Linked DNA regions of Mus musculus: region 1 is linked to region 2. Evidence: chromatin loops called from intact Hi-C (ENCODE). Cell type or tissue: left cerebral cortex. All regions are shown on one strand. Each heading gives the region's core, and the rest is flanking DNA. Links, peaks and the distances in the headings are about the cores only. Region 1 holds the start of Tnfrsf19 (tumor necrosis factor receptor superfamily, member 19). Region 2 overlaps Sacs (sacsin).

Region 1 (16,491 bases), core at 3,484-11,483, 130 kb before region 2:
CGGGAGGCAGAGGCAGGCGGATTTCTGAGTTCGAGGCCAGCCTGATCTACAAAGTGAGTTCCAGGACAGCCAGGGCTACACAGAGAAACCCTGTCCCGAAAAAAAAAAAAAAAAAAAAAAGAAGAAGAAAGTGAACTGAGCAAGCTGGGGGAAAAGCCAGTATGAAATATCCCTCCATGGCCTCTGCATCAGCTCCTGCTTCCTGACCTGCTAAAGTTCCAGTCCTGACTTCCTTTGGTGATGAACAGCAGTGTGAAAAGTGTAAACTGCATAAACCTTTTCCTCCCCAACTTGCTTCGTGGTCATGGTGTGTTGTGCAGGAACAGAAATCCTAAGACAACACCCATACACAGAATTAAAAAAAATATTTTTTTAATTAAAAAGCAGTCTTTACAATTTAAAAAAAAAGTGCCTTAATGTAATATTTGCCCTATGAACTTAACATAGAGTTGATTTTTGTATACATCACATAAAACTTAAATAATGTAAAGTCTAGCTGGTAGGTGTAGAGCCATGTTGTTCATTGTGTTGCTTAAATTGTGTATAATACAATATAAAACTTGCTTTGTTTGATATTTAAAATGATGAGATGGGGGATAAGGAGAGAAGGCACCCAACAACTTATGTGCATGCACACACAACTCCAAAATAGAATAAAATGCTTGGGCCCAAAAGCATTTTAGATTTGGTAAGTCTTCAGGTGTTGGAAGATGTTTGTGTACATAATAAATCAGCTTGAGGGCGGGATTAGTACTAAACCTTAAATCCATTTATGTTTTATATTTATGTTAGCCATATAGCCTGAAGATCATTTATCTACATTTTAAGTGTGCTTTCTTGTTTGGATTTATTTGGAATAGTCTCACTATGTAGCCTGACTAGCCCCTAACATGCAGAAATCCACCTGCCACTGTCTTCTCCAATCCCTGCCACCTCCCCACCTGAGTGCTGGGATTCAAGATGTGTGCCATCATGCCTGGCCTTAACTGAAGTTTCCTGCTGTGGAATTTCTACACGTGGCCTCATATCAGATTTTGCCTAATTTCAGGTTCTGGATTTCTGGGCTAGGGATGATCAACCTTGGTTAGCAATTGTATCCAAGAAGGAAAAGCTAATATTTATCATTCTAGCTTAAACCATAAGAAACATTTCTAACATTAAATAAACATCTATATTTAGTCTGGATTATCAAAACATATGACTCTAGGAATACTTAGAATAATCCGCAAAAGGTTTTACAGAACAAATAATGTTTTTTATTCTTCCATCTCTTAGTTTAGTTTAGTTTAGTTTAGTTTTACTTTTGATGTTTGAGATAGAGTGTCACTATGCAGGCTAAACTCACAGCAAACCTCCTGCCTCATTTTCTCTATTATAGACCATATAGGAACAAGCTCCACACCTGGCCGCTGTTTTTCTACCTCTTGAAAACTATTTATTAACCCATGATGGAACATTTAAGTTTTCATCTAGCAGGACTATAACATTATGTATAGTTATGCTCCACCCTGCATTTTTCTAATATGCAATAAGATGAAACATTAAAGGAATGGGACAACACTTAAGCAAATCCACAAGCTTACTGCTTAAAAAAAAATCACCATGGAAATAAAGCCAATATAATAAATGCAAATGCTCACATTGGGATAACCAGATAAGTGGCTTGGAAGTCCTGCCAGTCCCACATGCTAGCAGAAGAAAAATCAGAATTTTGGAACACTATTTTCAAATAGGACGATAAGCCTCAGCCTGTGTCTATTCTTAATCTTACCCTAACTTCACTGTCTTCTGAGAATCCTTACTCATACCAAGGGGAGGTGGCCACCCTGGCAGCCCAGGAAGCTTGCAGAGGTGTGTACAGGTGAGAGGAACGTGCACACAGGAAGGGAAGCCAGAGTGATTCTCTTCCAAATAACGAAATGTTTGTGCCTAAAAACTCCACAAGCAGTAAGGTTTTCTACTGCCAAACACAGCAGTTCAAATTCCCCAAAGTTTGCCTTTTTTTAACAGAACTTCACGTCCAGGAAGGGGTTTCTGAGATGAATTCTTTGTATTTCTTGAGCTATAAACTCAATCCTGTTTGCTCTAGGGAAATGTCAGAATTCTCAAAATGTTCACTTAACAAGTACACTGTTGATAAATGATGTCACTTTTTTTTTCTGAAATTTATCGAACGTTTATCCTAAAATGCCAGAATTCTCAAAATGTTCACTTAACAGGCACAATGTTAAAACACAACACAACAAAACAAAACATGTGCATTTCTGAAATTTATCAAAAATTTATCCTAAGATAAAAATAAAACACTCATAGTGTCGCTGATTACAAGGACTCATGCACAGTTGCTCTCGGCACTGTGCACAACCGTCCCTAAGACACAGCTGTTTAAATTTTTATTTTGGAAGGAAGCCTGGGTAGATTCTAACCAGGCTGTGTCTGTCCATCCAGAATTTCCTCATGAGACCCATCCAAGCTTTTGTCTTTTTCTTTTTTGGAAGAGAAGCGCAATAATCACAGTCTCATATAATTACTGATGGATGGCTCTTTTTCTTTTCAAAGCCTGGGTTTTAATCCCATAGCCTAAAAAGTATATGCCTTGTGACGTGTGCACTAGAAGAGGACCCAGTTCTGTTTAAACATCTTACTTCCCAATGTAAACACTTCCAACAAAATAAAGTATGATGGATGGACTCCATGCGCAGCCTGCAAATCAGAGGCGATTCTCTTCATACTGCCTCGTTTGTCTTGTCCTTCAGCTGGAGTTTCCTTCACAAAACCTAGGGACAGCCAACAGTCACCTGCTGCAGGACACATGTATTTAACTGTTCCGTGGCCTCTGCTCACTCTGGCAGCTGCTGACTCATTCATTTGGAATACACACTTATTCTAGGAGGGCATTTCTAGTCAACCTGGATTCAGCCCTGGTGGGACTTGATGGCCTTGTCTAGAATTTTAAACGTTTGATCTTAAATACTGATCTGTCAGGCTTAAAACAATTTGGAATTTTGTCATTAATGATGCATGGAGCTTTCTGACCGTGCTGTGGTAAGTTTGGGGTGGAACTGGTCTAGAGGGTTGAACTAAGCTAAGACCTGGTTCAGAGATTTTTTTAATAAGCAGAAAAGAAGAAGGGAGTTTTCATGAGGGTTAGTGTACTTGCTCATATTTGTTTTAAAAGTCTCAAACATACTGTAAATTCCCCAAGCACTCTAACTGGTAAATTACGTTAATGAACTAAAGAGAGCATGCTAAGTCACTTGCCAGTCCTGAGTCATTCATTGTCTTTGTGCTTACAGCTCATTTAAATTCTGAAATATATATGAATTAAGTTCTGAATCATTTAATCAGCTGCATTAATTTTCTGTCTTTTTTTTTTTTGAGGCTTTAAAAACTCATTTTAGAGGCTGGAGAGATGGCCCAGTGGTTAAGAGCACAAGTTGCTATTCTAGAGGACTAGGGTTCATTTTCCAGCACTAATAAGGAAGCTGTCAACCATCGGTAACTCCAGTCCCAGGGAATCCGATACCCTTTCCGGCCTCTGCAGGCATCGCATACATGTGTTATACAGTCATGCACAAAAGCACTCATACACATAAAATAAAAGTAAAGGTTTAAAAAATGTTTTAAACGTTTTTGTTGGAGTCTGGGAGGTGGCTCAGGAGGTAAGAGTGTTTGCTCTAGAAGCATGAAGACCTAAGTTCAGATTCCTAGCACCCACATAAAAAAGCTAGGCATGGCCACAAGTGCCTATAGCCTAGTACTGGGAGAGGAGGCAGGTGGACTGCAGTTCTCTGGTGGTACCTAAAAGAACAATCTATAGGTTCAGTGAGAGATCTGTCTCAAGGAAACTAGGCAAATAGTAATAAAAATACTCAATTATCCTTTGGCCTCCACATGTCCACATGAGCATGGACACACACACACATACACACACAAACACACACACACACACACACACACACACACACACATACCATGCATATTAGCAATGTCCCTTATACCAGTCTTTTGCTGGGAGAGGCATTATGCGATGCAGTCACTGCCATTTCCCATTTATAACAGTTCCTATCTGCTGGCTTCAGATTCAAACCTGGGCTCATCTTTAGGCGTTTCCACCACAGACATAATTCATACAGTTGTCCCAGGGAATGTTAGCAGAACATCTCAAGAGTTAACATCTACTATGGAAATGAAAATTCTTAAGTCAATAAAGCCATGTGGCCCTGGTAATAAAGTAGACGTCATAAGACCTTTTCATTGATTAAAAAGCAAAGAACTTACAGAGATTATGATAATGCTTCATGCATTAATGCCAAGGAAATATTTTCACAAGACACTTTTATATTTTGCATTCCTTTCACACCAACTCAACATGCAAAGAAAAATTCTTTTTTGGTACCCACACCTCTGAATACTTCAAAACTTGTCTTCTACGTGAGTACTCAGTTCTTCATCCTCTAGATACAAATCTTTCTCCAAAGAAAATATTCCGAGTAAATCCTGAACTAATGTAATATAACCGTCCCGGTGCATGGAAGAAACTGACCATGAAATGGTAACACAAAAATAAATTCTTCTGTTTACACAAACTGTGTCTAACAACATCCATTTCCCGAGTATATAATCTGTCTTGCAGTCAAAGGACATGTTGCTGAAGTAAAGATCACATCTTCATAAATAGATTGAATTAAGCTGTTTCACTCAGAGAAACACCCAACAGTGTTTATACTTTTGTTTGAAAACGGAATCTTATTGTTAAAATTTTTTAAAAAAATGCCATGAACGTTCTAGGATGCTAGATAGAGGCTTGGTGGTTAGTTTACTGCTACTAAAACTGATCATAGGTTTTGGATGCCACCAAACTTGATATCCAAGAAGACTGCCTGTAATCTCAGTACTCGGAAGATAAGGCAGGAGGACTCAGTTCAAGAATAGCCTGGGCAATGTAAGTTTGAGGCCAACCTGAACTACAGGAATAGACGCCCCTGCTCCCCACCCCCCAATAAAAAGAATAAAATAATGAAATAGCATAACTAAACTCGTAGTTCAAGAAGTGGCAGGGGGCGCTGAGAAGCCAGTGAGCACTCCTCTCCTCCAAAGCTATGACATGCTTGGCTCAGAATGTACTAGCAACGCTGCTGGCATTCAAGAATCCTTTTTGCACGGAATGAGAATGATTCTGGGCTACAGATGGATTTTCTAAATGTTCCCTTCTGGCCCGCTCCGTTGCAGTTGCGCAGTGGGACGTGGGCTCCAGCTGGGGCCCCCAATGCCCTCCCAGGGACAGGGGACAAGAGAGAGGGTGGATGGGCTAGGCGTGATCTGCACACCCACACACATGTGCCTTTAAAACGCCTCCTTCACAGACTAGAGCCTAAGTCCGGTCTCTCACGCTTTCGCCCCCCAAGTGACTTAGCTGTCCAGGGCTGTCACTCAGCCCGCTTCTAGCACGTGCGCCTCGGCAACGAGCCCTCCCCGCTCAGGCAGCCGCCTCCCCTTGGCTCCGATCCCCTGGGGCTATCTGGTCCCCTTGCAGAGGCACCTACCTTCCCCTTGTCCTGCCCCGCGGCGCCGGACTGCAGTTTGAGGCTGGGGTGGCGCGGGGGTGCCGGCACCAGGCTGCACCGGAATCCCCACGCGCACAGTGCAGCCCTGCCGCCACTCTTCTCTGTAGCCCGGCAACCGCTGCAGCTGGAACCCGCCCCGCCCCTGCTCGTTGGGAGCCCCGCCCCCGGATCGGCCTCTTCTCCCAGAATCTCACCATGCCTCTAGTTAGTCCCTGAGGAAATAGGAGCAGACTCCAGGTAACCTCACGTGCCCCAGCCAGGCTCCCAAATCTAACCACTCCCACTGAGTCCCTGCCACCCTCTAGTTTGTCACTTTGATCCCCCATTCAGGCCCTGACACCCGGTATCATAGCTGTCTCACAGTTATGGCTGGGCATGCTTTGTCTCTCCCAACCCCGGCCCTGGGCTCAAATTATGGGCTCTCCATATCAGGATGCTTAGGATAGTGGGTGCCGGAAGAACAAGGGCAGATGGGGTAGCGGAACGAAGACTATCAGGTTTTGTTAGCAGGGAGCCTTCCTCTCTCCTCCAGTGTTTCCCTAACGTCTCTGCGCTTTTCCCTTGCCAGATCACATCACACACAGAGGAAGATGTTAGCCACATCTATGGCTATAACCCTTCAGCTTGGGTCACTGAAGACTGAGGATCTAACTCACAAACGGATACTCTAACGGTACCACTCACTGCATGGTACCTCCAAAGGCTGAGCCTGGGGTACCAGATTGTCAGTGCCCACTGTTCCTCCTTGTTCAGGACCAGCCTTGTCCCAGGGCTAGGATCACCATTAAACCTGAACCACTGGCCATGAGGAGGGGACATAGCAGAAGACAGGCCCAGCCTTAGTGGCTTCCCCATGCCTGTGACAGGTTTATAATTCCCAGCCTAGTTTGAATGTTTAGGAAGAAGGGGTTCGATGTAACCCATTTTATATTAAAATAGATCTGCGCTGTGCTACAGGAATACAGGCCATTCCTGTCCTGTGCCTTCAGTGATTAGTTCAGCTGATAAGGTCCTTCCAATCCACGACTTTGATGCAGAGCTACATAACTGTTTCCTGTGTTGATCTGCCCTTCCCTAAGGCAACAGTACTTCTAGGGATGGAATTTGCTTCTTAGAATCTCAAAGGATACAAAGGATACTTTGTTGAGTGAATGGCTTTTTATCATTAATCTTCTAAAACACAGCTTTTGACACCACGCTGCAAACAACATGGTGGCATGCTAGACACCTGTGAAGGGAACCTTAAACATTGTCACTCTCAAGAGTCACCTTTAAAGGTGGAGACGTTGCATCTCGCACACCAGGACACAAATCTCGGGATTTATTCGTAGGTGGTTCACAGTTAAGTGCTTGAGTTTATTTGAACATCAAGGCAGGGGTGCTTGTCCCTGCCTATGTGTCACTAACACTTTTTTTTTTTTTTTTTTTTTTTTTTTTGGTTTTTCGAGACAGGGTTTCTCTGTATATCCTTGGCTGTCCTGCCACTTTGTAGACCAGGCTGGCCTTGAACTCAGAAATCCGACTGCCTCTGCCTCCCGAGTGCTGGGATTAAAGGCGTGCGCCACCACGCCCGGCGTCACTCTCATTCTCATTCCCAAACCCTAGTCAAGCTGCTTCTTTCCCCACAACACCTCCATCTCTTGAGGGCATGCCTTTTTTTTTTCTTGGTATCCCAGAACCTCACAGAGTAGTGTAGGCAGTTCATCTTTAGCAAACTAAACATCTGCTTCCTTCTTCGCAAGATCTCTGGCACTCACCCCTCTTGTTCCTTTAATGCCTACCTAGCACCTCCTCCACCTCTCCTAAGGCCTTCCCACTCCCATCCTGGAATGGGGGCCACAGCTTCCTTCTCAGCCTGTGGTCTGCCCTTCTAGGGCTGCTCTTGGGAGGGGGCACATCTATACTCCTTGGATTACCATGTAAAGATCTCCACACTTGGGCTCCGCCCACATTTTCAGCCTTATCTTCCTCTAGACCTCTTGCTTTATATTCTGACCAAACTGGTCTGCTTGCCTACCCTCCACTATGTCCTGAATTTGCCCTTTCTGCGCTCTGGAAGCTTCCTCATTATGCTCGTGCATCCTGCTTACCTTCCTTGACTCTTTATTCATATTTCAGGAAGTCTTGACGCTCATATTTTCCCTTAATCCTCAACTCTATTTCCTCCCTTCCAAGGTTTGAGACAATTCAGCACTTCTCCCAATCCTTGTGGCAAGAGGATGCATGGACTTCCACCGTTCTTCCTCAAGGATTCAAAACGCTTCTGGAGAAGGGGCAGATTTTGCTTCAACTTTCACGTCCGATAGCATCAATCATGCTAGTAGCTAAATGGTGTCTGGGGAAATTTAATCTGCTGACCAGAGACTACCTTCTCTGACTTCAGCCAAGCGCTGCCGTCCTGTCCGACCTCCTTTGTACTTGGAGACAGTAACCCATTATTCAGCTCATTAGCTCTTGGATCTTTTCGTGTGTTTGATGGATCTTGCCAGTTAGCCTGTTAGCTCGCTTCGCAGAGAGACCCAACTGTGAGCACACGCAACCACCAGGATCAAACAATCTAGTCTCGATGCCAACTTGGCACCCACTAGTTGTATGACCTTGGCGTAGTTAACCACTGGATATTTCCCTTCTTCATCGGTATAACAAGTCGCTTTGCTGGAGGTTGATAAATAACACCGGACATTAAAACTCCTAAGCTAGTTCTTGGCACAGAGTATGTGCTTTGTAAATGGCGCCATTCACAGCAAGACATTGGTCAATAAATGACAATAAATTACTGAAATAACCACTGACAATGGGAAAGGGACCTGGAACCCCTGCACTTTGAGGCCTCAGATGCCCATGAAGTTTGAATGTTTGTACAATCCAGTAACACCATGAAGTAAGGGCCCAGGCCCACAGTTGAGCATCAATGGTCTTCTCGAAAGAATCACAAGGTATAGTTGAGTGTGGGGCCACGAGGGACTGCTGCAGAAAGGATGTAAGTTCAAAGTCACCCTGGGGTACCTAGTGAGACCCTGTGTGTGAGAAGGAGAAAAGATTACTAGGCTCCTTCGGAATAAAACTCGTGATTTTAATTAGGGCTGGGACCATTTTTTCCCCTTTTGTTAAGCATTGGATCAGATCAACAGGATGAGATTTTAAGTGGAAAAGCCAAGTTGCTATGAGACTCTTGAAAGAGGTACTGTTTTTACGATTAGTTTTAAGGTAGGTTTTGTTGTTGTTGTTGTTTGAGACGGGGCCCTGTTATGTCATTGCGTAGTCCTGGCTGGTTTAGAATCCACCATGTAAACCAGGCTTGAGTTGGCAGCCTCTCTCAGCCCCACCTCTGGAATTAAAGGTTTTCTAGTATACACTACCACTGCCAAACTCTATGCTCGGTTTCTAAATCGAGATTTGGCAATGTGTGAGTGTCACAGAACACACTCGTTTAGAAACTTTTCACCGAAAACATATAAAGTATTGAAGTAACATCTTTCTCTGGGGAAAAGTTTCAGATGACCCCCTCTCTGAGATGGCACACTGGCATTGTTCATGGAAAGCTGTCTGACTCTGGGAGTTTGCACTATAACACACGACTCCATGGGAAAATGGACTAGAGGGCTGGTTATACAAAAATAGTGGATTTTTATGAGGCTAGTTCACAGCACATGGCACATAGTAGATATTTATTAAAAAGCAGTTGAATATGTACCCATCAAGAGGCTTAGCAGGCAAACGCATCTGCTACCAACCCTAATTCAAGTTCGATCCCCAGGACCCACACTGTAGGAGGAGAGAACCAACCCAAGCAAGCTATCCTCTGATCTCCACACACATGATCTGGCATGTGCTCACCACCGCCACCACCCTGCCGTATACACATGTACACAAAATAAATAAATAAAATGTATTTTTTAAATTGTTGAATTAATTAACATGCAAGTGAGATTCTCCAATGATAACCAAGTTTATAAATATAAGCAATAAAATAGGCAGTGGTTAAAAGTATTTTTATATAAATATTTATAAGTATAAATATTTATAAGATAAAATGGGCAGCCATATAAGTATTTTTAACAACCATGGCTACCAGTTAGAGTGGGGAGTTAGGAGCACTGAAGGCCAGAGGTGGAAGTCCTGCTCACAGTCACACAGTAAGATTATAATCAAGCCAGGATCAAATTCTGGGTTCTCCAAATCCTCACATAATCTCCACCACCTTCCCCGCTCTCTCTTGTTTGGTTTTCGAGACAGGGTTTCTCTGTGTAGCCCTAGCTGTCCTGGAACTCACTTTGTTGGCCAGACTGACCTCGAACTCAGAGATCTGCCTGCCTCTGTCTCCTGAGTGCTGGGATCAAGGGACTGCGCCAGAATCACCCTTTAAGGGAGCACAGAATCCTAAGATTTCCCACAATGGCCTGGCCTGGAGTCACAGGGGCAGTTTCTGACCAGCCAGTGTAATGGGTGCCTGAGTTCAGTTTACTCTTAGAGGAAAAAGTTTATTTTGAGGCTCTCTATAACTTGAGAGTCTAGGCCAACCAATAATTCTTACAAAGTATGTTGAAAGAAAGAAAAAAAAAAGGAGGGGGGGAACTATTTTGTTTTGTTTGTTTTGGCCAAAATGTTAGGAACGGTATTTGCTCACAGCAGAGATCAACTCTGTTACTAAAGGACTGCCCTGCCCGAGAACAAAGAATTTAAGATCTGAGGTTAGATAGACATTTGCACCCTGCTGAACTAACCTTCTGACCCTGACGTGTAATTCAACTCCTCTTGGACTCACTTTTCCTCTGCATAAAATGGAGAAATAACAATTTTCTTAGTTGTTCATTTAAATGAGACAAAGTTTTAAAAATCTACTATTTGTGTGACTGGAATGCTTGCTTGGTATTACATTGATAATTAGTGAAATAAAGAATAAAACAATAAATGGGATAGACAGGTATAAAATTTAATCAAGAGTCAAGTTAAAAATTTTCACCACAAAATCCAAGAAAACAAAAGAATTCATGAGAACGCATGTCATGACACTCAACACAACTAAAGTGGAGCAGGCTAGCCCACTGGACACGAAGCTGTATTGAACTGACAAATAGAACTTTCACAAAATCCTGTGACAAGTCTCCACTTAGGAGTAATAATTTTTTAACTAACTACTAAACTTTTCAGAGATCCCACCAGCTCCTAAGAAAATACCAATTTTTGAAAAACACTGTTTATGTCATGCTAAGTCCATTCATAGTCTTCCCCCCCCCCAATAGACACACATTTTCCGTACATCACTGATATAACCTATTTCTTTATGAGAGTTACTTTAACTGTTAGGGGGTCAGGAATGGTGGCAAATGTCTGTGATCCCAGCATTTGAAAAGTGGAGGCACAAGGTTATCCAAAAAAGAAAACACGCGCGCACGCACACACACACACACACACACACACAACCACAAAAACAAAACAAAACAAAACAAAAAACCCTAAGGAAGGCAAAGGAAAGTGAAGGCTGCAAATCTTATGTTTGGATAACTCAGAAACATTTAGAAAAACAGAAGCAGAGGAAGAGCTGGAAAGGGTTGCAACAGATCCAGCTGACATGTCCCTCATGGGGACAAAGGAATGGATTATACTAGGAAGTAGCTATTTCTACCTTTCAAACCTACATTGTTCTCTGCTCAGCCCCACAGCACATTTGCTTAAGCGATTGGAAGGGTAGACCATGTAGGCTCAGGAGGTCAGCCCTGGGCTTCAGGAAAACCAGAGAGCAACTCACTGTCCCTTCTCAGTCTCCCCACAGGCAAAAGGGCTGCAGATATTCCAGTGTTGCTCACCCCAGGGAAAGAAAACGATTGGACCAAGCCCCTTGCTTTACACTCAAGGGCACCAGCAGTGTGCAGGCTCTCTTAAGGTCATGGAGCTAATTAGTGGCAGCATCAGGAGTAGAAGTGAGAGGCCTTTGAAGACTTGGCCTTTCTGGGGGAACAAAGCTACCATTGAAGCAATAGATAGGAAATGCTTTGAAAAAAAAATGCGATATTGTAAGGGAGAACTGTCATAGACATATCTACTCCCAGCCAAGGCATCTGTGGCAATTAATTAAGAAAGGGCCTTTGAAGCCCCCCTGTGCCATAGCAAGAGTCTTCTTTTCTTTAAGACCGAAATGAAATGCGCTGGGTTTCAGTTCCCAACAAAGACACACGAAGTAAACAATTAACTGAATTAATTCAGGCACTGAAGTGGATTTTCAAGGACTTGACTTGCCCAAGCTAGTTTTCTACAAAGCCTAAATAAATCAGATAATTGCTAATTCTCCTCTTTGTTTTGCACTGAGGAGAGTCTGTTTGTTAAAATGAGCCTAGCAGCGAAATAAACAATCATTAGAACAATCTCCCAGCTCCACATCGGAGCAGGACAGCACATTCCAAACACACTGGTTCTGCTATTACATTAAAAAGACTACCTTTCTGTTTTAACTGAGACTCTTTTAACCAAATGTTTTAAGACCCAGACTGTCATAAGCATGGTTGGTGGCTCCCCCTTCCCCCACCCCACCCCCACCCCCAAAACAGAAACATCCTTCTGGCATAACTGAACACAAGTTAGATCTGGGCACCGTTCCTACTGATTCACTTTTAAACACAGTCACTTTACCATGATTCTAAATAGCCTCTGCTTTGTAGCTATTCAGGCTTTGAAATTAATCCAAATATGCAAAGTGGCTCCGATTATCAGAGGAAAGTTGTGAAAGTAACTTAATTAGTTAGATGAGAAAAAAAAATAATCACAAATGAAACAGGAGTTTCAAGACCTTTCATCAGTATTTCAGAATGCAGAGCAACTATTCTTATCATTTACATTTCCTTGTTGCACACCTAACATAAAACAGACCACTGTGACAATAATAAAGTATTTTACCAAGTAAACCCAGGGCCAGAATATTAGGATGGGCCAATGTAGGTACAGAGCTCTAAGTCCTATTGTCCTGAGTGTCTGAAGTTCAGTGTAAAGATGTGTGTGTGTGTGTGTGTGTGTGTGTATCTGTGTCTGTGTGTATGCATGTCTTTGAGTGTGTTTGTGTGTGTGTTTGTGTGTGTGTCTGTCTGTGTGTGTTTGTGTCTGTATGTTTGTCTATGTGTGTGTGTTTGTGTGCATCTAAGTGTATGTCTTCATGTGTGTGTCGGTGTATATCTCTGTATTTGTATATCTGTGTTTTTGTGTGTCTGTGTGTATGTGTGCTTGTGTGTCTCTGTGTGTCTCTGTATTTGTGTGTGTCTCTGTATTTGTGTGTTTCTGTGTGTGTTTGTGTCTGTGTGTATGCATGTGTGTATGTGTATGTGTGCGTGCGTGCGTGTGTGTGTGTGTGTGTGTGTGTGTGTGTGTGTGTGTGTAGAAGTTATGAATTCACAAGTAGCAGTTAACTGGCAAGCTGGGTGCCCAGTATAATTTGGTTTTGTAGGGCACTAATTGAAGTGAAAATGTGGCTAAAATACTTCATGTAACATAATAACTGTTGATTGCCAGATAGTTTTGGTAAACAGTTGGCAAATTGTAACTCACAACAGCTGTCACTATATATTTAGAGTAAATGTTAATTTAAGAATATTAACCTCGGGAGTGTTTCTGTAAACAAAGCTTCTCCTATTTTCAGAGGTTACAGAGCCTGGCTTGGGTATTTTTAGCCAAACCTAACGCAGCTTGGCGCTCCCTGTTTCCGAGTTCCTCCGCTTTACACTTGAAAGGCTTCAGTCCTAAATGCCTTTGCAGAGATTCCCTTGGGAATGCGAATGGCAAGGACACATGTGCGATAGATTCACATCTCCCGGAGGCCGGAGAATAAAGTAGTAATATTGCTAGGATTGCTAGAGAGGAGTTTTGCTCCGTAGGGTGGGGGGAGATAGGGGAAGAGAAAGGAAGGTGGGGTGGGAGTGAGGGGGTGTTAACAGAATCCCACCGTTTCTAAATAAAGTAAGAGGAGGTTTTCCAGCCCAGCTTCCAGCGTCTGAAACCCTGCTGGCAACAAACATTAGCGAGGCTCTGTTTTTGTCCTGTTGGAACTACTCACTTCCAAGTAAGATTTGCATGACAGATATCAAACTCTTGTGCAAACCGCGAAACAATTGCATCAAGAATCAAATTCAGTTTCACGTGCACGCAGCCTGGTGCTGGACTTGGCTTCAGGCATGCTTGCTGGGAGCTGATAGCCATTTTTCCCCCTTTGAACATGCGAGGAAAACGCAGTGAAAGTTCCAACCACACACGAACGCCTACCTGCTACTCGCCAGTGCTGTGCTCCAGACTCACGCTTTCCGCAGCTTGGTAGCACTTCCGCGCCAAACGCTTTTACCTTCCCAAAAATGTGTGTGGGCGCAAGCCCAGACAAACTTCAAATCCAGGAAAATGGATTACCCGCGCAGATCAAAGGCAGGCGAACTAGGAGATGGAGTGCCTGTAATCTGATCGCCGATCAGTTGCTGCGCATCAAAGGCAAGGCTGAGTTTACTCGCTACGCGCGCAGATCTAGAAAGTTCGCTACCGTCTGGTTCTTTTGTTAAACGTGGGCCACGTTGTTCTGCCCCAGCTCTGGAGAGCAGGCTTCCCCAGCCTGGGCTGAGCGGCTGGATCTGCAGCTCTCTCTCGCGGTGCCCCAGCTGGGCTGCCTAGTGCCAGCGCTGCTGCGCCGCATCCCTTTCATCTCGCTGAGTGGCAGCTCCCATGACATCATGCCGTGCCGTGGGGCTGGCCGGGAGAAGCCAGTCAGCCTGATTTCTAGTCGCGTTGGTCTGTGCCTCGCCCGCGACAGCCCTGCAGTGTGTCTCTTGGCTGGGAGGGACACACCAGGACTGCTCTGGGCCTCTGTGCTCCGGGCCTGTAAGGTCCTGGATCGTTGCAGGTTCCAGTAGACAGCATCAAGCCGCTGCCTGTGACAAAAAGCACGAAGTCCCTACCAGAGCAGGGTAGTCCGAAACGCAGCAGAGCGGCACAGCAGTGTTTAATTAGGCCGTTTCTCCGAACACCTGCCTTACACCGCCAGGGTCACAGGCAAACGTTTTAAAAAGCTTGATTCCCCACCCCCAACCCCACGCGCGCGGCTCCCCACCCCAACACACACATACTGCGACAAGTCTTTAAGAATTAGTAAAATGTCTTTTCCTGGTGAAAGTATTACAGGTGGCGCCAGTCAAGTATGGCTTTCATTGAGTGAAGGAGTGGATACTACAACTTACAGAGATACCGCCACTAGCTCACTGGACACCTGGGTCAGAAGCTTGTTAATCTAAATTTGGGGTCCTAATAAAACAACAACAACAAAGGATGCCTTCCTTCTGAGTTGCAATCATGGATACCTCTAGCGACTCCTAAAAGTCACAGAAAGGTGACTTAGAGGAAAGCATTTGCTTGCAATCACTCCACAGCTTCTGTCCCAGGCAAAGCACAAATCACAGTTTGGATCCAGCTGAGAAATCGCCACCTTATTTTCTGTACTGTAAAACGGAACTTAGTGTCCGTTGTTTAGAATACCCACGAGGCTGGTAAAGCACTGTGGTCGGAATGTGGCATGTTTTTGAACATGGAGCTGTTTATTCTGGGAGAGAGAAAAGATTTCCATTATATGATGGAACTGCATCTGTTTGCAGAAGGGCACTGAAAAATATCATCTGCAGCACCCTTAGAGGAACCCACTTCCTTCCTGTGACTTCCTTCTCTTATCAGTTGCATCTCATTTTTCCTGGTGTGATATTTAAAAATAGTTTATGCCCTGTCTATCTCCAGCTGTCTTTGATTCCTGTGTAAATCTTGATGGCAAAATACTTGGTTTGTGAGTTCATTGTAACACTTAAATAGATCTATTTGGTTTCCAGTATTTTTCCCCAGTGGGAGGTGGAGGCTGAACCCCAGGGCCTGTTCATGCCCTCCATCTCTGAAATGTCCCTGAGACACATGGGGCTTACTTTGTACTTGTTTGTTTTCTTTTTCCTTTTCGAGACAGGGTCTCCAGTGTCATGAGCTGGCCTCAAAAGTGCTGTTTATTCAAAGACAGCTTTGAACTCTTGATCCTCCTAAAGGCTGGAATTACAGACATCCACTGCTACATTCAGTTTATGTGATTATGGTTTCTGAACTTAGGGCTTCATGCATATTAAACAAGCACTCCACCAATTGAACAATGTACCCAGCCTCACATCCTTCAAATGAGCAGGCATGCTTTTGCATACTATCCCAAGACACCTGTACCTACAGAGCTCCTGAGCTCCAAGGACTCATGAAATCAGGGGCAAACTATTTCCAAGAAGGCTGACTTTTCTCTGAGGTAACCCAGATGTTCCATGGTCTAGGGTCCATGCCCAGAGCCTTCATCAAGTTTGCTGTTCCAGAGCCAATGGAAACTGCTAGGTGCTCTTATCTCTGGGTGAGCAAGTTGCTTACAGGTCTCTACAGTTTACCACCCATGGGAAATGGGCAAGGATTGAATTCAGATGCTTATGTTTCTAGAAGCTTCCAGAAGGCATCTGGAAGCTACAGCTTCAAGGAACACGCCAGTCAAACCAGCTCTACGTGAATCTCACAAAGCAACACTGGTTGCTCAAATGCCTTAGCCCTATGCACTTGAGTTGGTCTTTTCTGAGACAAGAACTATCCATGTGGGAAATGAATCAACCCTGATGTTAGAGCCCCAGCTGTCCCCAGATGCAGAGGGTGGCTAAAGGCTGGTCTCCAAGGAAGAGTGACGGCTTGTTTGCACTGTGCTCAACTGAACTTCCTGCAATGTGAGATGTGTGTGGCCCAGCCCTTGAGACTCTGAAGGCAGTTGAGGGCTTGAAGGGGAGGCTCATCCCCTTTACCTCCAGGAGGCACAGAAGAAGGTGGGCAAAATCATTCAGCCAGTCAAGAAACTTGCTGCCAAGTCAAATGACTTAAGTTTCATCCCTAGGACCCACATGTTATTCAC
Region 2 (16,491 bases), core at 3,335-11,334:
AATGACTTACAGTCTGTTGTCTGTACAATGGGCAGCTGTGAGTGGGAAGTCCAAGAATATAGTAGTTGCTGGTCCCATGAGACTGGGTGTTTCAGCTGGTCTTCTGTATAAGCCAGAATCCTGAAGAAGTAAGTTCCAACAGATGGGCTGGCAAGCAAGTGCAAGCAGGCAAAGAAGAAGGAAGTCTTTCTTCTTCCATTGTCCTTATGTAGGCCTCCAGCAGAAAGTTTGGCCCAGATTAAAGGTGTTTCCAGAGGACAAACACCTAAGCTGTTTACAGGCGTGTCCCAACTTGCCAGGGCCTAAGTTTTTTCATGGCTGCTGTACCTTTCCATCCCTTCTTTCCTCTGGCTCTTCCCTCACTTCTTCCCTTCCCTTCTTTGTATACATTTCCTTCTCTCCTTCCTCTCTCATTCCTTCCCTTTTCCTTCCTCTCCCTTCCCCACCTTCCTCCCCTTTCCATCCTAGCTTCTTTCTTCTCCTTCCCATTCTCGTCTTTCCTTCCTTCCTGTGCTTTCCCCTTTTTCTTGCCTCCTCACTTCCCTCCTCTCTTTCTCCCTCTGACCTCCTTCCTTCCCTCCCTCCCTACCCTCCCTTTTTCTTCCCTTCCTTCCCACTGTTCCTTTCTTTCTTTCCCCTTCCTCCCTCCCCTTTTCTATTTCTTTCTACTTTTCCTCTTCCTCCCTTCCCCTCCTTTCTTTCCTATTTCCCTCTTCCCTCCCATTTACCTTCTGCCCTCCCCCCATTTCCCCACATCCTCTCCCCTTCCCTCCCTCTCTCTGCTCTTCTTGCCTTTTTCCTCCCTCACATATTCCTTCCTTTTCCTTTTCTTCCATCTCCTGTTCTTTCCTGGCTTCTTATCTCCCTTTTTCCTTCTTTCCTTCCTTCCCCTCCTCCTTCATGACCCTTTCCACACTCTGTCCCTCTTATTTCTCACTGTTCTTTTCTTACCACTCCACCATTCTTTCTTTTCTTTTCTTTCTCTCTTCTCTTCTCTTCTCTTCTCTTCTCTTCTCTTCTCTTCTCTTCTCTTCTTTTCTTTTCTTTTCTTTTCTTCTATCACCCCTTCCTTGCCCATCATTTCCTTCTTTCATCTATTCCCTGCCCTGTGCATTACTTCCTTCCCTCTCATTTACATTTCCTGCCCTTAGCCCTCCTCCGCTACCCCTCTCACTCTCCCTTCTCCTTTCAATCCTCCTATCCTCCCTCTAGTCCCTTTCCCCTCAACCCTTCTCTGACTTCTTCTTTCCTCTAATCTCCACCTTTCCACTTTCATTTCCTCTTTCTGCACCCTTTCTTCTTTATCTCCTTTTTCCTCTTTCCTCCCTCCCATCTCCCCCTTCCCTTTTCTCTCTTCCTCCCCCTCCCTTCCATTTCATCCATCCCTTCATCTTTCCATCTTCCATCCCTCCCTCATTTCCCCTCCATCTTTTTAAACTGTCTCTGGCTCCATTTTACTTTCCTCCACTTTTCTCTTCCTATTTCTCCCTTTCTTCCCCCTCCCTCTTTCTATCCCTTATTTCCTCTACTTTTATCCTTCATCCATTTCCTTCCCTGTCTTTTTCCCTACCAACACCCCCCCACTCCCCCACACACATGGTATTTTCCTCTTCTCCCCTTCTTTTTCTGTTATTTCCATTTCTTCCTCTGCCTCCCTTTAAAAATCCTACCCTTTCTTCCTTCATTCTTTGCCCTCCTTCCTCTCATGGTTTTGTCTTCCCCTCTCCCTCTCACCCTCTCATTTCCTTTCTCTCTCTTCCCTCTGACTCCCTCCCTCCTTTCTTGTGGTAGTTTGAATGAGAATTGGCTGTTGTGAATAGGCTCATGTGTTTAAATTCTTGGTCCCTAGTTAGTGGAACTCTGGGAAGTATCTTAGTTGGGCTTTCTATTGCTGTAGTGAAACACACCAAGACCAAAAAGCAAGTTGGGGAGTGTGGTGGTTTGAATATGCTTGGGCCAGGGAATGGCACTATTAGGAAGTTCAGAGAAGTGGCCCTTGTTGGAGTGGGTGTGGTCTTGGAGGAAGTTTGACACTTTGGAAGTGGGCTTTGAGACCCTTCTCCTAGCTGCCTGGAAGACCGTCTTCTCCAGCAACCTTCAGATCAAGATGTAGAGCTCTCAGCTCCTCCTGCTCCATGCCTGCGTGGACACTGCCATGTTCCCGCCTTGATAATGAACTGAATCTCTGAACCTGTAAGCCAGCCCCAATTACATGTTGTCCACATATAGTTGACCTGGCTATGGTGTCTCTTCATAGCAATGAAAACCCTAAGACAGGGAGGAAAGGGTCTATTTGGCTTACACTTCTGCATCACTGCTCATCCCCAAAGGAAGTCATTGGGAAGTTCATCCGCAACTGGAACTCAGGCAGAGCAGAAACCTGGAGGCAGGAGCTGATGCAGAGGCCATGGAGAGGTGCTGCTTGCTGGCTTGCTTTCCCTGGTTTGTTTGGCCTGCTTCCTTATAGAACCCAGGACCACAGCCCAGAAATAGCACCACCTACAATAGGCTGGGCCCTCCCCATCAATCACCAATCAAGAAAATACCTTATAGCCAGATCTTATGGAGGCATTTTCTCAATTAAGTTTCCCTCTTTCAAGCTAATCCCAGTTTGTGTGTCAGCTGGCACAAGACTAGCCAGCACAGGGAGGGTTAGGAGGTGTGGCTTGTTGGAAAAAGTGTGTCACTGGGGGGTAGGTAGGCTTTGAGGTTTTAAAAGCCTGTGCCAGACTTTAGTCTCTCTCTGTGCCCCACTCTTACCATGCTCCAAGCCCTCCTACCTCCTGCTTGTGGGTCAGATGTGGGCACTCAGCTACCTGTGCCATGCCTACTTGCTGCCTTGCTCCCCTCCATGATGTTCCTCCTCTTCGCCCTCTCTTTTCCTCCCCACTTCCTCCTCTTCCCCCTTTCATCCTCCTCTCCCTTCCTTCTCACTTTCCTCCTCCTCTCCCTCCCACAGCCCCCCTTTCCTTCATCATCCTTCTCTTCCTTCCCTGTTTCTCCCTTCCTTGTTCTCTTCTCTTTCATTACCTCTTATCCTTTCTTCCTCCTTTCTTCATTCTCTCCTCCCCTTCCCCATCCATTCTCTTCTTTCCTCTCTATCCCTCTTTTCTTCTGCATTTTCTTTGCTATTTCCACCCTTTCTCCCCTCCATTTAAGCCCCCTTCTTCCCCCTTTCCCCCTCCTTTCTCTCTCACCCTGTTCCTCTTCCCTCCTTATCCTCTTTTCCTTTTCTCTTCCCTTCCTCTTCCTTTATCTTTCCTTCCTCCTCCTCCTTCTCCCTCCTTCTGTACTTCCTCATATCCCCTCACTTTATCCTTTCTTTCTTTCTTTCTTTCTTTCTTTCTTTCTTTCTTTCTTTCTTTCTTTCTTTCTTTCTTTCTCTTTCTTCCTTTCTTCCTTTCTCATCTCTTCTTCCTGTTTCTTACAATGTGAATGTGAAAGCAGATGTCATATATGTTGACTCCGGGTCCCTTTCTTCAATGCATGGAGCTATGTAAGCTCCACTTCATTTTCTTCAAGCCTCTAATTAACATTTGCTCTGAGGGTGGAACACTTCCTTCATTGTGGATGGCCTTTAAATGGTGTGTCCTGCTACCTGACTTTACAGGGAGGGATCGTCTATCCCTCATCTACTTGCTTATTGTTTCTCTCCCTTCTTTGTAATGTAAGCATAAAATCAGCAGCTTTATTTACTTTTATTGCTTGTTACAATGCATATTTCCATGATCCCCACTAGTGCCATCTCTCCTGCCTGGGAGGAGCTTGCAGGGTGGAGCCAGGCCTGCCTTTATTGTTTCCAAGCTGCGCGATTTTCAACTTGTGAAAATCACTTTTCCCTTCAGATTCATAAAGATCTTCACTAAAGATGGAGTGCCCCTCAGTAGAATATGCATTGCCCATGTCCATGTGTGTGCATAGGTGAGTGTAGAGGCTGCAAGCTTATGTGGCTTGTTTTCATCCTTTATTTCTTCATATATTTTGAGAAAAGGTCTCTGCACTGAACATGGAGACCACTTATTGGCTAGACTGGCTGGCCGGTAACCTCAGAGATCTGTCTAGTTCCACTCCTTCCCAATTACAGACACCAGGCTCAGCTTTTTATATGCAAGGGTGGGGAATCTTAATTCAGATTCTCGAATACATGGCAAGCATTTTACCCACTGACCCATCTTCCCAGCCCCGGATTCCTAGTTCTCTGGACTCATCTATTTATTGATGGCTTCTGTCAAAATAGTCATGCCATTTATCTTTGCAAGGTGTGGTGGCACATACCTTTAATGCCAGTACTCAGGGGGAAGAGGCAAAGGGGTCTCTATGAATTCAAAGCCATCTAGGTTTATGTAGTGAATTCTAGGCCAGCCAGGGATACATGGTGAGACTCTGTCTCAAACAAACAAACAAAAATAATAAGTCCCTTGTGCATACAAAAAGTAGACCAACTCCCCCCCCCCCAACACACACACTGATAGACTAATGACTATCCTGTTGCTATTTTGCTACTTTGTCCTAGTCATCTGCTAGCTGTTCAAGTTTACCTTTGCAGTCTTTTGAATCTTATTGCTGCCTGCCAGTCAATATGTAACAGGAAATGTATCATTGTGATATGACATGTGGTCACTGCCCTGCTGCCTGCCTTTCATGTCTCTGGCTCCAAACCTTGACAGCTGTTCTTATCAACTTCTTTAGAGTTTCTGTGCTACCTAAAAATATTGAACAAGAAAGGGGAAAAACAGCTGAATACATGACCATGTAGCCTATCCTAGCACTTAAGGAGGCAGAGGCAGAAAAATCCTGACACTTCAGAACCGCCTTGTGCTTTGTCTCAGCAAACAAAATGGAGAACATATTTTAATACGGTGGTACACATAGGATAAGATTTACCTTCAGAGTCCTTTTGAATCGTGCAGTTCCATGGCATCACAGTCATGATATTGTGCAACCACCAGCAAGTACATGTCCAGAACTCTAGCTGGTAAAATTGCAACCAGGCCTACCCAAACAGTTGCTTAGGATACGTTGTCTCACTCTTTGGGTGTCCTTGTCATTCAGGGGTGTATCCAGTTGGGATACAGTAGCTTCAGTAGATTTTATGACTATTATCTGAAGAAGCTAGTGACTCCTCGGCCTAGGATGCCACTAGCTCTGGCATCTCTCCTGAGTTCTGATCTGCATTTCCCATGAGTAATGACATTGTGTGATGTATCCCAAAGGCATTCTGCTCTAGAGGTTCAAAGCTGCCTCTGATCAGCCTCCTTGTGGGCTGACTCTGCTTCTCTTGTGGCATGCCTGATGGCTGAGGTCAGTCCTTCCTGTCAGGGCTTCCACTCCATGCCTAGGTTCTATTGTTACAACATCCTGCTTGGTGCCCAGAGAAAGATCTTATAGGAAGACAGAGGAAGAGGGATGCATTCTGAACTCTGAAGACATTTAACCTGAAGATTTGTCTTGGGGTCTGGGTGGTACATGTCACATTACAGGTGCTAGGCATGGTGTTTGGGAGGGGCTTGGAATGGGGGGAATCTCACTTGATAGACAAAATCAATATTTTTTCCTATTTGTTGATATCCCAATGCATTCACTTGTATAGGCTTATCTAATTTAAAAATCAAGTATTTGTCTATCGGGGTTTCTAGGCAGGATCGTTATACTGAGTTTCAGTATTTTTCTCTAATTGATGAAACTGACCCGTTCCAACAGCGAAAGGAAAGCTTGACTAACATTATGGTCTTCTAAGGAGCTCTCGGGGTAGTTTTTACTCCTAATGATGAATCCTGACTATATGGAAGGGAGCCAAGAGAAGTGGTAATTAATATCATTTTAAAAGGGTTAACTCTAAAATGGAGTTTTTAGTACATGAGAATATTTCAAATAACAATCAGGCGTTTACTATTACACCAAGTAGCTTTTGCGTGGCTGTAATAGATGAGGGGTTTGGTTTTTCTATTTTCATCAGGATCTGTGAGAAGTTAAGTGGAAGGAGGTACCTGGGTGTAGCATGTGGGGTTGTGCGGCTGCTTAGTATAGTTGGGTTAGGTTAGGGCCAGGCTGCTCTTCAGCAGTCACTTCTGAGTGGAGGGCTCGGGAGAGGTGTGGCCTGGAGAGAGCCACTGGAGCTGCTCCTTAGTGAATAGACTGGGAGAGAAGGGGTGGCAAAAGCCGGTCCCAAGCATCCTTGCAATCGAAGGGCGCTCCTGGGAGGGGCGTGGCTTGGAGACCGGCGCAGGGCGGTCCTTAGCTGCACGGGGGAACGGGGCGGGGTCGAGGCGGGACGTGAGTCTCCTCAGAACAACCGCAGTGTGCGGGGTGTGTCAGAGGAAGGCGTGGCCTAAGAAGGGGGCGGGTCCGTCCTTTGCCATCCACGAGAGGGGCGGAGCCGAGGCGGGGCCTGAGGCTCCTCCAAGAACAGTAGCGGCCCTTAGGGCGCGTCTAAGAAGGCGTGGCTACGCGGAAGGGCTGCTCCGCAGATAACGGTCCCAGGGCTGCGCATGCCTGCGGGCGACGCCTACATGGCCCTTTGCAGCCCCGAGCGCGCGGCGCGCTAGGGCTCGCTCCTCCTCCGCAGCGGCGCCTTCCTCTGCCCTTCTGCGGGCTGCGGCAGAGCGCTGCGGCGGTACAGGCCTCTGCCATGAGGATCCCCGCCTCAGGGCCAGTGGCGGACCTCTCGGAGCGGCAGGGCTGGGCGTGAGGAGGAGGCCTGGGGAGCCCGCCATGGGGGACAGGTGACGAGACCCCGGGCGGGAGGGTGGTGCCGCCCGGCCGCGCGCGAACCCAGCTGACCGTCCGTCCCTTTGCCTGTCGCAGGTGGGTCCGCGTGACCGTGCTCCGCGGCTGCGTGGGCTGCAGGACCGTGGCGGTGCCGGCGACCGCTACCGGGCGGGACCTCAAGGAGCGCATCTTCGCTGAGACCAGCTTTCCGGTGGCGGAGCAGCGACTGTGGCGCGGAGACAGGGAGGTAGGTCAGCGCCAGGCCTGCCTTCTTAGATGGGCGCAGTCGCCTACTGGCGGCAGGAAATTCACCGGCTCCTGTCTGTCACGGAAGACTGATGCTCAGATGAGTCAATAGAGCTTTGTAAAGAGTTGGAGCAGAATGGCTGGAGCGTGGTTGTGGGTTGTAGGTTTTGGTTTGTTTTTGTTTTGTTTTGTTTTTTGACTTTTTTTTTCTTTTGCACTTACAATTTCCACATTTGTGAATCTTAACTGCCTAAAACGAAGACACGTATTTTGATGGGCATTGTGAACCAGGGAGTTTTTAAAATTCACAGACATCACCATTGATAGAACGGGACCATCATTTATATTTTTCAGTTTCTAAGTTTAACAAGAATGGTGTTTTTAAAATAGCCAATTCTGGAGCCCTTCCCACTCTCTTTGTGGTCCTGGGACTGAGACCTATGGCTTTGCATGTGCTAAGCAAATTCTCTACACTAATTTCTTTGAATCACAGAAATTTACAACTGAAAAGGGTCTTCAGACATAACTTAATCCCCAAAATGTTATTTTGAGGAGAAAACCTGAAACTTCTGAAGTGCTAATGAACGGCTTAGTCTACCAATACTTAGGAAAATGAGAACATTTTTACATGTTCAATTGTATTCTTAAATGATGGGGCAGACGCTACAGTTTTCTTGAAAGGGAAGCTTAAGCTTTATTGGGAATGATCCTGTTCTCTAATTTTAGTATCTTTCCTTTCTTATGTGATAAACATCATCGTTTCCAGGCCTTAAAAAGTCAAATAAAATCACAGGAGTTACTTGAGTGTCATGGATGGCGTTTCTAGTTGGGTTTCCATACTGCTTAATTCAGAGCCCTCCAGGGTGGTCCTGGCTTTTTATCCACTGGGTAGCTTTTCTGGTTTCCTGCACATTAGACAGATCTCTGGTGACCTGCTCTCAGGCACCTCTACAGACGGGTCATTTCTTATCATATTCCCCAGGGGTGTTTGCTGACTCGAAGACATTGGCTTGCCCCAGGAGTTGAGGCAGACCTGCAGAGGAACACACTGTTATTGCTTTCTTTGTCTGTGACACCTTCATTCTTACCCGCCTTTATGGGTTTGCTCTTCTGTGTCTATTCCCACTTTACTCCTGGGTCTACTTTGTTGTCGTGTTCCCTAAATGCATATGGTAACATGACTCAGTTGTAGCTCTTGACACTGGAATAGTTTCTTACAGGTGCCTGTGCAGGACTCAGATTTGGGGTGGTTGAAGTGGTCATATTGTTTGGATTGGGTGGTTGGGAGGTGAAAGAGATCCAGGCCCATCACTGATCTGGTCTGAGGTCATGAGACTATGGCTGTGAAGGTGAAATTGAAAGCATGGGGACGTGAGAAGGCTCAGTGCTGTGCCAGCCTGGCAATTGAACTTAATGCTGGAGCCCACGTGACAGTGGAAGGAGAAAGCCTTCTCTAAGACTTGTTCTCTGACCTTCACAGGTGTGCCCTCATCATATACCCATAACACAGTATGCACACCACACACACACACAACCACACAACCACACACACATATCAGACACAATACACACATACACCACACATATACATACATACATAACACACACACATAACCACACACATACACACACCAGATATACACATACACATACCATGCACACACCACACATATGCACGCATATCAGATACAACACACATATACATATACACAATCCACACACACTACACACATACCATACATACACACCACACATGCACAGACACCACACACATACACACACCACACACACATACACACACCACACACACATATCAGACACAACACACACATATACATACAAACACATACCACACATACTACAAACATACCATACATACACACCATGCATGCACACACATACCACACACCACACACACACCACACATACCACACACACACACACCACCACCACCAACAACAACAGCACCAACACCAACACCACAAACTACAAATAAGCAAATGAAGGGATATACAGGGCACTTTGTAAAGGACAGAATTGTGGCAGTTGGTGCCACATGGACCTAAAGGAAGGAGCGAGGAAGTAAACTAAGGCAGAAGGCTTTATAGGCATGTTTGCAAGCCTGGAACCAGACCAGGAGAGCAAGGGTTTCTTAGCAGATGACAGAGGCAGCTCATTCTGGAACAAGTGTGGCAGTCAGTTTGCTTTTAGATGTGGTTCAGCTGATGGTGAGACACAGAAGGAATTAGGAAAATGCATATAACGGAGAAGTGGGTGACCCAGATCCTGCTTGCCACCACCATGTACATGTAACTGGGGCCAAATTCATGTGTCAGAATTGCTTTCCCATTTGAAAGTCTGGTCACTGCTAAGGTCTGTGACTGTAAGGACTGAAAGTCAGCTCACAACTGCAGATGGATTCAGAAAGAGAGGTCAGGGCTAGAGATAGGTCGTGGCTGATGCTTAGCAGTTCTCCCTTTCTGTATCTGGGGAGTGTGTGGGAAGAGCATCACTGAGCTCCTGGGCCCTGTTCTATGATCTCCACACCCTGCTGAGCTTCAGCCGCTGTGCTCTGTGGCCTCTTCACCTACCACCTCATTTAATGCTCTGAAGAAACAGGGTGTCGGCATTCTCTTCTCAGGCGGACTTTCCCCTCTTTACCTCTCAGTCCCTGCTGCTTAGGACTTTCTAGATTGACATTATTAAATTCTGAATAGTTTAGTGTGAGAGGCAGATGATAATAGATAGTAGATGGAGATTTAGCTTTTCTCTTTTAATTCATCACAAGTGTGTCATGTCCCTCCCCGACCCCCCAGATTTTGACTCTTGAGCATCTCCCTGTGTCATTGATATTTTTTAAAAAAAAAAAGAGGTGTTGGGTGATCTGCTGAACAGTTATATTATCATACTGTTTAATAGAGTCACTGTTTGGTAGTAATTGAAATGCCTATCTCCGAGGTTTGTAAGGGAGAATGAGGCTGGCTGGCGAGACGAAGCTTCTAATGATTTGATACTCGTTTTCAAAACATTGAGACGGGCACTTTGAATAGAAGGTACATTGCATCTGGGGGGAATAGGTGCATTTTCTTTCCTTGGTTGCAGTATCCAGAAGAGAAGGGAAGAGAGCCTATACAAACCCCCAAATCTTGGCACACTCCATAAGAGCTAGTGCTGCTGAGGATGTCTTACAGCCAGCTTGCTTTTTAGGCATCTCACTGCCCTGTGATAGATAGCAACAGAGATTATAGTCTACCAGATTGTTAAGTGTTTGACCTCAGTTAATACACTTATTTTAGGTATTAGTTTCTTGTAGTTGATTCTCTTTAAAACCTGAAAACGTCATAGGTTTCCTTCTTTTGTATTTTCTGCCATTTTTTTCTCCCAGCACACCTTAGTGATCCCAAATTGGACTAATGAGCCCTGGTTTATGTATTACTTCCTTTGTAATTAGATGGTTAATTGACCAGTGGAATGATCACCCATGATGACGTAATGGATATCTTCTTGTTTGCATTTAATACGTATGTGTAACCTAAGTATATAACCCAGACAATGTTCCATTTACTTTTGTTGGTTATGCCTGTTATAAGGAGCTTATCTTTCTTTAGGTAATAAGCTGGGGAGCTTTTTTTCACCCAATATTTCTTTATTAGTATCCATCTAAAGTGTATATAGCTTGGCTGGTCAGTATTCATTGTTGTGTGATATTTTGCCATGCAAATATATCACAACATTTGGTTTATTTCTAAGTTGGCTTTTGTTTTGCTTGTTGTTGTCATTGTTGTTGTTTTGTTAGTGGCAGTCAGTATTCCCACCTACGTTTCTTTGAGCACTCGTGTAAGGCATGCACTAGTTTTCACAGGATAGTTCTCAGGGCCGGCAGGTGTATGATGTGACCCTGCTGTATAACCAAGGACATACAGAAAGTAAGGAGACCAAGTGGGAGCTGGTTATTAAAGCCCGGGAGCCGCGGAGCAGCTGATGCTGGGAGTGGAGAAACGCAGGTTAGGCTGGAGAGACTGGAGGGTATGCACTTGGGCTAGAAGTAGCTGCAGAGGCGCTCTGGGGAGAGATGGTCCCCTGAGGTGCCTGTAGGTGGTGACACTATTGGTTGGAGAGTTGGTCCCCTGAGGTGCCTGTAGGTGGTGACACTATTGGTTGGAGAGATGGTCCCCTGAGGTGCCTGTAGGTGGTGACACTATTGGTTGGAGAGATGGTCCCCTGAGGTGCCTGTAGGTGGTGACACTATTGGTTGGAGAGATGGTCCCCTGAGGTGCCTGTAGGTGGTGACACTATTGGTTGGAGAGATGGTCCTCTGAGGTGCCTGTAGGTGGTGACACTATTGGTTGGAGAGATGGTCCTCTGAGGTGCCTGTAGGTGGTGACACTATTGGTTGAAGTGTGAAATAAAGATGAGGGTGCTAGAGGTTTAGAAAGCTGTGAGCTCACCTTTTCCAGGTCGAGTTTTTAAAGTACCCACCTTTTTTGGGGACAGGAAGACAAACACTGAGGCATGTTTCAGGCATGTTTACAGCTTACTCCCATCCTTTTAGGGGCATATATGGTAATGATTTCCAAAGGGAATGTCTAGGAACACAATTTTATGGGATATCTCTGAAAATAAATGAAAAATGTATTGCTATTTTAGGAAAATTCCATATAGATTAATCCCAAGAAAATTGCCATGCATATTAATATGCCAAAATTTTATCCTCTGATCTGTTGCAGTTTCCTGGAGCAATGCTGCATACCAAATACACATTGGTATCTTTGATTAAAAAGATGTTTGTGTTAACATCTTTTACATATTTGAAAATGAGAATTTGGGATGATTTGGGCTGGGGGTGTAGATCAATGGCAGAATACTTGCCTAGCATGTGAAAGAGAGGGTGGGAAGAAAGGAAGGGGGTGAATTATATGATAGAAGAGAAATAGACTTGTTTATATTTGTAATTATTTAAAGAAAAATTCTAACTTAATTATTCCATAAAGATTTTAGCTAGCATTCTATTCTGCCCTCTGTAATGTTCCCATGAGGGCAACTTATTTCTTGGTAAGGATAGTTAATATTACTTGAATGAAAAACATTTGAGAAAGTTTTGAAGTGATAGTATTAATGTTATTGAGAGACCAGATTTTTGGGTTCAGACCCCCATCTTAGAAAACCTGACCTAAGTTTAAACTCAAGTAAACTAACAGGCCAGTACCTAGCTTCAGTTTCCAGGTTACCCCCCACTAAAACCTGAGCCTAGCTTAAGTTTCCAGGCTACCCCCCAACAAGACCTGCATCTCCAGGTTATGCCCCCAACAAATCCAGCATCTAACACCAGTTTCCGGTTATTCCTCAACAAATCTGCACCTCCAGGTTACAGCCCCCACCGCCCCACCCCTGCCTAAGAAGCACCAGTCAGGAGGGAAGCAGAAGTTAAGTTTATGGTTTGGCTCCCAGCACCAGCCAGTTATGCTAAAGGCCACAGTAGCACCCCAATTAGATGCTTGCCACTCTAGAAACACTCACCCCTCGCTTGCCATTGTCTATAAAACCTTGTTCCGATGAGTGTTCAGGGCTTTTCTTCACCAGAACCATCCTGTGGGTCAGCGGTGAGTTAAGCCCAAGCTGGAGCTTTTAAGTAAATACCCTGTGTGATTGCATCAGATCGGCTCCTGATGTGTGATGGCATCAGATTGGCTCCTGGTTGGTCTTCTGTGGCTCACAAACACTTCCTTGGCACTACATTATGTTGCATCTTACACATTTTCTGTTCTCTTTTTCAGATACCTGATTGGATCAAGATTGGAGACCTGACTTCTAAAACCTGTCATCTTTTTGTAAACCTTCAATCAAAAGGCTTAAAGGGGGGAGGTATAATATTGATTTTACCTGAAGTATATGCCACAATTTAGTCCATTAAAGATTTTTATTTTAATGCAGAAACAGAGGGGAGAATAGTGGCCACCAAGAACTGGGAGGAGGGTGAAATTTAGAGGTGTTGGTCCGAGAAGATGAAATTTCAGCTTTATAAAACAGATGAGATCTGGAGATCTGCTGCACAGTGGAGGGCCCAGTTCTGACCAGTGTTAGTGCTGTAATGTATACTGAAGAGCTTGCTAAGGAGAGTGGAGCATGATGTGCATGCTTGTAATCTCAGTACATAGGAGGCAGAGGCAGGAGGATCTTTTGAGGCCAGACTAGGCTACCTAGCAAGATCCTATTTCAAAACAATCAAGCAAACAAAGTTATTAAATTGTGAAGAAGGAACATCTTAAATGCTTTTCCACAAAAGGAATAAAGTCAAAACTAAAGGGAGTTGGGAGAAACATTTGGAGGTGATTGATAAGGTATGGTGGTGATGATAATGATGTTTGATAGTTTCGTGGTCGTAGATAGTGACCTCCAAGTTCATGCATTAAGTATTTGTATCTTTTTGTAGACACTTCAGTAAAGTAGCCTGGACTAAAGGCTTTATATTAAACATGAAATGAGAGCATACGACAGAATGCAGGAAGGGGCTGCCCAAGCCAGAAGGAAATGGTGGCTGTAGCTAGTTTTGTGATGAGAGAAATCTGTTGACATAGTCTTGCTCAGTCTTGGTCTCGGTGATGATTATGTCAAAATTATACAAAGTTGTACAGGTTGAGAATTCCTAATGCAGAAATCTAAAAATAGACCAAAGGCATCTAATGCCAACAACGAAAAGTTCACTGTGTGACCTCATGACAGTTTATAGTAAAAACACAGGCACACTAAAAATTTTATATAGATTACCCTCAGGCAATATATCTAAATATATATATACTAAATATACATGGATTTCTTCTTTGGCCTTGGATTACATCCATAAGATACTTTATTAATTAGTGCAAATATTCTGAATCCTAAAGAATGGGATACTCTGGTCCAGCCTATGGTGATGGTTACTTTGTCTAATCACTTTATTATTTTTTATTTATAGGCAGATCTTAAATTTTTCTTGTTCTTAAGGAATATTTTCTCCATCCTCCTCTTTACATCTTCCTGCCACCTATCTGAGGATGGCCTGGCCAGCCGGGGTGGAACAGTGCAGGCAGGACTTAGTTCTTAACCTGGTCAGTCATTGAACAGCAGAGCCATCAGAGTATCAGTTACATTTGAGAGTAATAAGAATGTGACAATAAGTGACATTATTCCTGACTTGTTTTTTGTCTCAGGAGCAATACACAGCACCAGTTATTTAATCACCTTAAAAAATAGCAGCACCTTTACCCCTCTGACCCGGTGCTTGCTGTTGAATTACCCGTTTGTGAAGGTATGCCTTGGAAAAAGCTTTAGAAACCTAATGTGTCAGCAGCTACTGTCGTGAGACTCCATACCACTGAGTTGCCTTTACTTTCCATTGAGTTGGTCCTAGGATTCTGCGGTGCCATACCCGAAACCATGCGACAGAACCAAGTCACACACAGGACGAATGCCATGAAATCCTATTTTTCTAAGTCTTGTAAAATATATCCTGCATTTTAGGTCGATTTGGTCAAACAACTCCACCACTTGTTGATTTTCTCAAGGATATTTTAAGAAGATATCCAGAAGGAGGACAGATCCTTAAGGTAGGAGATCTGATGGAGTCCTGTGGGCTTTACCTTCAGAGCGAAGCACTTAAGAGTTTGCATCTGGTCTAGACTTGATTGTATTGCCTTGCCTGCATGGCCACAGTGCATAGCTGATGGGGGTAGAAATGAGAATACAGTTGGTGTGAAGGGAGGAGGGTTTGTGAGTACAGGGCCACACTAGGCTGCTGCATACTCACTCCCTTTAAACACAGTGTCCTCTAGGAATGCTCTTGTAGAGCAGTGAGCCCTGGGCATGCACCAGCTGTCAATCAAATAACCAACCAATAGTTCAGCAGCCTAATACCAGTCCATGGAGAGGTCAGGAACATATGCTTGTTTCGTCTCTGGATTTAGAGGCTGTTTTGTGAGAGAGTTTACTTTAATAGGGTAATTATTTATTTATGTCTATGTTACATATGATCATAATATTTTTCCTCCAAGATGGAGTGGAATTCTCTTTGTGGTCCCGGTTGGCCTCAAATTCATAATGCTTCTGCTTCAGTCTCAGTGCTGGGTTATGGACATGGCTCGGGATATATTCTTTAAATATGAATATACTTATTAATAGGAAAATTTAAACATCCACAAAAAAGGCAATGAAAGAAGATTTTGTGGAAATTAGGTTTGGTGTTCAGTAAGAACCCTCCTTAGTGAGCTGGGGCAGTAGGTGAGTTATTCTGTACCCTCCTTGTTATGCTCATCTTCAGTGTTTTAGCCCTTATTTCTCTTCCAGCTTAGCAGTGTTTTTAGGTCTAGTAGCTCATGTTGTCATGCTGAGACAGGCACAAAGGCTGTGTGGCGGGGACTGGCTTAAGGGATACTGGACTAGCTTCTTCAGTGGGACTTTCAGAATGGCAGCCAGTGGCTTTCAGGATAGTGCTTGTAGAAGGCTAGTTTGAAAGCTATTTTTTTTCTATTGGTTGCTAGAGAAATGAAGGATATGATTATGGAGTTGTCGTGGGGCTGGGGAGGACCGTGTGGGATGATCCACATGGATTCAGAGTGAGGATTCAGTTGTTGGCTACAGGAGTTGGGTCAGAAGTGAGTGAGTGATGTGCCAGGACTCCTGTGGTTGGCCTCCTTTGCTCTTTTTGTGATGTTTTTATTGTAGCCAGTTCTGTAGCATCTCTAATCCTTGGGTATTTAGTGCTAGGCTCAGCGGCATTTCTCAGAATTGCCTGTAGCTTAGCCTCCACCTTCTATGGTGTTTGCTAAAGTGGGTCCAGATTTTCAGGGACTTGCTGCTTCCTGGAATCCATAGATGTGACCCCTAAGGGTTACACCTTGGAGGAGCTCGTTATATAGAGATATCTCTACTTGTTGTATGGCCTGTGATTGGGGGCTGGGGCCTGGAACTTAGTGTTTTATCTTCAGATTTCTTAAACCCTGCTTCCTATAATGCACATAAGGCATGAAGACAAACTCCTTTTATTGTTTGTAAGCTAACATAGTATTCTACCAATCATTTAGTTCTTATTGTCCACCCATCGTATTAGCATATTGTTCATTTTTTAAAGACTTCCTTGGACTGAATGCAAAGGAAAGGGATCTAAGCCATTAAAGCACCTATGAGAAATGGCAGCTGTGTGAATAGCAGCCATAGCGCCAGTGGATGTGTGGGTAGTTAGAGACGGTTCAGGTGAGTTTATTCAGGGTTAGACATATGGCTGCTGGCTGGCCCAAACACTCCATCTTCTGGGACTCAAACCCAGAGCCTCTCATATGCTAGCCGAGCCCTGTGCCCTCGAGCTATACTGAAGCACCCACAAGGCCTGTGGATGTACTTGGTGAACCTGAAAAGCCCAGACCCAGGCTGGCTGTTTAAGTCTCTTCTTCCTGAGTTCTTCGACATTTGTACTCTTCTAGAGGCTTTACCATTGGCATTGCTTTGATATCAGCTAAAGTGCTCTTTAATTTAGTGATTGCAAGGGTCCAGGGAAATAAAAAGGAC

The links. Peaks named below come from ENCODE experiments on the same cell type or tissue, not always from the same donor. Only the 100,000 strongest peaks of a DNase experiment are listed, where the experiment ranks them.
Region 1: a loop joins it to region 2, with 4 times the contacts of the local background. A loop is called at or near these places in 2 of 42 quality-filtered maps.

What each region holds. Positions count from the first base shown.
Region 1 is chr14:61,032,304-61,048,794 of GRCm38, forward strand. It overlaps Tnfrsf19 (tumor necrosis factor receptor superfamily, member 19), which reads right to left and starts at 14,552. Exons shown (of 10, transcript NM_013869.5): 1 at 13,812-14,552. Gm41167 (a long non-coding RNA gene) reads left to right here and starts at 5,634. Exons shown (of 3, transcript XR_874677.2): 1 at 5,634-5,804; 2 at 6,136-6,240. In left cerebral cortex, for the core only: a CTCF peak has its summit at 5,060; DNase peaks (open chromatin) are centred at 3,571, 4,141, 5,194, 5,447 and 4 more places; H3K4me3 peaks cover 2,786 bases; H3K27ac peaks cover 3,088 bases.
Region 2 is chr14:61,166,494-61,182,984 of GRCm38, forward strand. It overlaps Sacs (sacsin), which reads left to right. Exons shown (of 10, transcript NM_015788.2): 3 at 6,805-6,955; 4 at 12,729-12,816; 5 at 14,452-14,537. Among named protein-coding and RNA genes, the nearest start is that of Sacs, 36 kb to the left of the region's middle. In left cerebral cortex, for the core only: a CTCF peak has its summit at 6,990; DNase peaks (open chromatin) are centred at 5,201, 6,354, 6,915 and 9,239; H3K4me3 peaks cover 1,931 bases; H3K27ac peaks cover 990 bases.